2 separate regions of the Mus musculus genome follow, and region 2 is linked to region 1. A link is a loop called in an ENCODE intact Hi-C map of the cell type or tissue named here. Cell type or tissue: heart. All regions are shown on one strand. Region 1 holds the start of Snx14 (sorting nexin 14). Region 2 holds the start of Snhg5 (small nucleolar RNA host gene 5).

Region 1 (2,500 bases):
CGGTTTCTATTTCATTATTAGCCCCAGTCTATTTCAGTAAGGGAAGGCTATTTTGCAAATCTCGGTATCAAACCCTACACGTTTGGTAAACATTATTACTGGGTTACAGCCCTTTGGTCCTGTGATTTGTTTGAGAGTGTGTATTTGCTGTGTCCAGACTACTGATCCCTGTTGGGATTTACCGTGCTCTTTGTGGAGTTAACAGTGTAAAATTACAAAAGTGAATGTTAAGTGTGTACCTTGAAACTTCACATGAGTATATAAAGAATATATATATATAAAGAATTTGGTGACAGATGCACACTTCATGAGTGGAAATGTTACTGTCATCTAAAGATACTGCTAGTGTGTATTTAATGTTCTTTGGTACACGTTGTATTAAAGTTGGTTCTGAAGAAATTAGGAATACATGTAAATTTAAGGACAAAGACCTGAATTTCTAACAGCTGTAATGGGAAGAAAGGATGGTACATCCTGTAAAGGAAATGAGCCACTAAGGATCACCCACCTTTTCAGAATATTGAAAATATTAATGAAGCTGCACATACACTTGAGAAAACAAGGAGTTCTGTTTCCCTGTCTAGGGGAGAGAGGTGGCTTGATGGAAACTGCCAGTGTCAGAATAGCATGAAATTCTGTTTTCGCTAAGAAGCGATCCCGAGCAGGATCTTGCTTGTCTCAGCGATGTGATTATGCTGTAGTTGAAACTAGAATAGCTTACGCTCTAAGGGTAATGTTTGTAGGGTAAATTCAAACGCTTTACATGCCTGAGTTTTAGCTCCTACAAAATGCTGAATGAAATTCTAAAAGGGACTATCCAGATTCCAAGCCTGCTGTCGTCACACGCTGGGTTATGGTTAAGATCGCGGGGTGAGGTGACTCCCTCGTTGTTGGTTACGTGGCTAACATGACTTTCTTTCGGAGGTGGATTGCGGGTGGGTGGCGGGCGGGTAGGTTGTCATACGCCCCAGCTTGATCCCCTTTTAAAAAGCGGACTTGAAGGCGTCCTTTCCTCCTCTCCCTTAGGTGTGGCAACGAGAATCCGAGAGGTTGAGGCGGCAGGGTCCGCTGTATGGACTACATTTCCCAGAGGGCTCCAGGAGCCGCACGCGGCTGCTGTGCAATTAGCTTTCCCACACTCTTCTGCCAGTCTGCATTCTAGGTTTCCCTGGACTTCCGGATAAGGAAAGTGGGTGGCCGCGCCAGAACGTCAGTCCGAGCGCTCCCCAGTCCTCCCGCGGGATGGTGGCGGCGGCCTTGGGGCGGCCTTGCGTGTGGTTGGGGCGTTGGTTGCGCACGCGCGGCGAGGGTTGCGGGGCGGGGCCTTGTGCGGCTGAGTCTAGCTGTGAAGCTGGGTGGTGGGTGGCAATGTGGCTCCGCCGCCGGGGTTTGGGGGTGCCCTCCGCCTCTGCCTCTGAGGGCGGCACGTCCTCCCCTGCGTGGACTGAGATGGGGTCTTGGGTGCGGACGATCTGCGGGAGGCTGAAGCAGCGGCTGCGGCTGGACGTGGGGCGCGAGATTTGCCGTCAGTATCCGCTGTTCTGCTTTCTGCTGCTCTGCCTCAGCGTCGCCTCGCTGCTCCTCAACAGGTACCTGCTGTTGGCCCCGCGGCGGCCGCTCGAGAGCCCGCAGGCTGCTGGGCGGCGGGCAGGAGCGCACTCTGCACCGCGGTCTCGGGAAGGGCGGCCCAGGTTGCTCCCGGATATGCGGACGGGTGCGGGCCCGGGACCACGCAGCCTTCGTGGTTACCTGGCTCTCAACCTCTCCTTTTTGACCATTTCTCAATGACGAGCCTTTATCGTCTGTTTTACAATTACAATCTGTAATGCCACCTCAGTTCAGTAAAGGTGATCGGAGGGAGGTGGCTTCAAGGTTCTGTCGCAGCCTCTCCTCTTGGGGAAGCCTTCTCTCGCAACAGTACGCCCTCACACCGGCACACACCTTTGCAACCACAATTTCGTCTCTTTAAAATACTGGTTTTTGACCCAAAGTCAGAAAGCAGTGTAGTACCCATCGCAACTCTACAATATTCTGGTTTTTCTTTTTTTTCAAGATCTGTAGTTAAATTGACATTTTGAGGTCAGAAGTCTCCGCCCCTGAAGCTTGTTGTGTTTTATATTTCCAGAAGTAGTATGGGTGCAGTGATAGTAGAAAAGATGTGTACTTAAAAACATCGTCACATTCTTTTCTCTGTTTTGAACAAGCAGTCGCCTTTTATTTTGAAGTAATTCATTTGCAAGAATAACAGTGAGAAACATACACAAGAGATTTGACTTAGTAGTTTCACTAAGGCTATTTCCTGTGATTCTGACAACAGTTTTGTTGTTTTCCTTCATTTCTCGCTCTCTCTCTCTCTCTCTCTCTCTCTCTCTCGTTTCTGCCATCTTGGTGGCTTTGTAGAATTGGGGCTTAAGCGATAGATTAACAGATAGTAATTACTATGAATTACTGTCTTACAGAAAAAGTGCCCGGCTTGTGATGATGAGGTGCTTGATTGTAG
Region 2 (2,500 bases), 84 kb before region 1:
GGATCTCCTAGACTTGTGCTCAGCCAGTCTAGCCTGATTCCTGAGCTCCAGATCAGTAAGAGGCCCTATCTCAAAAGGGAATAAATGGTGCTTGCGAGGATAACACCTAAGGCTGCCCTTCAGCCTCTGCATGCATGTGTGTACCTGGGCACATAGATTTAAAAAGAACCAAATTAAGACCACAGGCTTGAAATGTAGCCCAGAGGCACAGTCCTTAACCAGATGCTGTGACAAGCTTTTACCATGTGATTCTATTCCCTACCTTCTTTCTATGGCAAACCTTATGTGATGTTCTTACCCAAACGGCTTTTATTCACTTATTACCATTACTATCACATGTGTGCATGATGTGTGTGAGGGCATGCATGCCACAGTCTATAAGTATGGTGATCAGAGGATAACTGTTAATGTAAACTGACAGCAAATGCACACATAATTAGTAAAAAATGCTACAAAATAAAGACCCGAGCTTCCAAGTGCTAAAATATCCAAATGTGTGTATCCATACATTTAAATTACTTTGAATTATATATTTGACCTTTGAAGTCTTAAGTTTTTTTCTGCAGATAATTTAGAAGGGAGAAACTTAAAAAATAGCAAAGGATAGCTATGTGACCTTAGGCCAACTGGCGGCTTTTGACTTGCTTTCTCCTCTGTGAAACGGAATGTTTAACTTCTCAGCATTCTGACAGTATAACTGTCACTAGTGTCTGTTTCCCGGAGTGGGAGACTTGGGGGGGCGGGGGAATCTGGTGTTGGACCTGGTTGAGCGCCCAAGCAGGCGTTGGATAAGCCTGCACTGGACAGCATGGCTGTCTGCAGACCAGCGGCACCCCCAGAATGCAGGAAGGATAAACGGAGAGCTTTTCGGTTTTCACCCGCGTAATTCTGTCCTCCCAGGTCCCTTCGGCTGCCCCGCTGAATACACAAGCGCAGCGCTGGCCACCGTAGCAACCAAGCTTCTCCACCAGCGGCGCTCAAAGCTGCCTGCGCGGCGAAGTCAAGGCCACTCCCTGCCGCCGACCGTCCGTGTCGACTAGGCTCGAAGCAGGCGGTGACCTCGCCTCCAACTGCGGCAGTTCGTTTGAATTCTGGCGCCACTCCCACGCCACGTCGAGCTGAGCCACCCCGCCAGACTCGGAAGAGACCGGTGGCGGCGAGCCAGCGGGAGCGCGCGCAGCAACGGAGATGCACGCGGCGGCGGGCGGGCGGCGCGCACCACGCCCCGGAATGGCCTGTAAAAAAAAAAAGAGGTCCAAGGCGCGCGCTCCCACGCGTTGCTTCATGAAAAGCCACGCCCCCACGTACTCTCGCGTCCAATCAGTGACAGAGGGAGGGGCAGCCTCGATCTCGCACAAAGGAGACTATAAAAGGAGCTGCGGTGAACCGGGCTCGTTCTTTTACGACGGAGCCTAAGATATTCTTTGTCTTGTCGGTGAGTGAGTTACAGTCGGATGACCAAGTGAAATATAGGGGTGCAACGAGGATTTGGAGGCTTCTGAGACTTGAACTTAGGGTACTGGTGTAAACTTCCTCGGAGAAGTGCGCAGCAGCTAATGATATTTCGGGATTGGAGTCTGGGCCCCAGTGAGATTCGTACTAAGCGGCCTGACTGAAGGCCGCATGCGTTCTAGTTCCTGAGTCCCCGCGTGGGTAGGTTTTTACAGCAGGGTTTGCAGCCTTTTGTGCTGTTCCGAAGGTACTAGAGTCACCGAAAGAGACATCCTATTATATGCACGTTCACAAGGACAATGGCGCCATTGTTCTTCGCGTCTTCAAAGCAGCTACAAGAAGAAACCAAGGTAAAGGCGATGCAGCTTCTATATTTTAAGAATATTGTTATAGTGCAATAGGAAGTGATGTGTGATGCTTAAATTTTGTTTTTTGATTTTTCATTATATTAGATGGAGGGGAGCCCAAAGCATCTGAGAGAATTGATAAATGAAAGAAACATGCTTAAAACATGACCGTTTTAAAGGGTGTGTATTGAAGCCTAGATTTTTTCCCTTGTAAGCATGCAAACATACCGTTGTGAAGTAAGAATCCGGGTTCCTGGAAATGTATTGTGAAGTAGTCCTGGCCAAACTACTCTGGCCTTTGCAATTTGGAGTGACTGTTGTGAATGCATGGTGTACAAATTGATTGTACAAACAGTTGTGAGACATACCGGGTCAGAACAGTGATGAAATACATCCCGAAGATGATGACCTGAAGATAAATGCAGCTTCTGAGAGAAGACCATTGTGTTTAAGTGGTAGTCTTGTTAATGCAGTTCTTACTCATAGCATGTCATGGTACCTCTTTCTGTAGTGAATGCTGACCAGTGAGATGCCAGCCTGCGTGTGAAGATCCTACAGCAGAAGTGCATGTGAGTGGTGCTCTGTTTTGTTTTCTGCTGAGCTTACTGTCGTTGGTCTAGTCTATGATGATCCTATCCCGAACCTGAATTCCTGTTGAAAAACCATAATTACGGATCTGGCTTCTGAGATGGACCATTGCA

Evidence for each region. Peaks named below come from ENCODE experiments on the same cell type or tissue, not always from the same donor. Only the 100,000 strongest peaks of a DNase experiment are listed, where the experiment ranks them.
Region 2: it touches region 1 in a loop (6-fold over the local background); 13 of 42 quality-filtered maps call a loop at or near these places.

Annotation. Positions count from the first base shown.
Region 1 is chr9:88,437,757-88,440,256 of GRCm38, reverse strand. It overlaps Snx14 (sorting nexin 14), which reads left to right and starts at 1,328. Exons shown (of 29, transcript NM_001359958.2): 1 at 1,328-1,589. The coding sequence starts at 1,450. In heart, no CTCF peak of the experiment used is centred here; a DNase peak (open chromatin) is centred at 1,256; H3K4me3 peaks cover 2,386 bases; H3K27ac peaks cover 1,738 bases.
Region 2 is chr9:88,521,786-88,524,285 of GRCm38, reverse strand. It overlaps Snhg5 (small nucleolar RNA host gene 5), which reads left to right and starts at 1,389. Exons shown (of 5, transcript NR_040721.1): 1 at 1,389-1,802; 2 at 1,905-1,979; 3 at 2,311-2,368. It overlaps LOC115487267 (a small nucleolar RNA gene), which reads left to right and starts at 2,418; the gene lies at 2,418-2,489. In heart, a CTCF peak has its summit at 979; a DNase peak (open chromatin) is centred at 1,245; H3K4me3 peaks cover 2,194 bases; H3K27ac peaks cover 1,851 bases.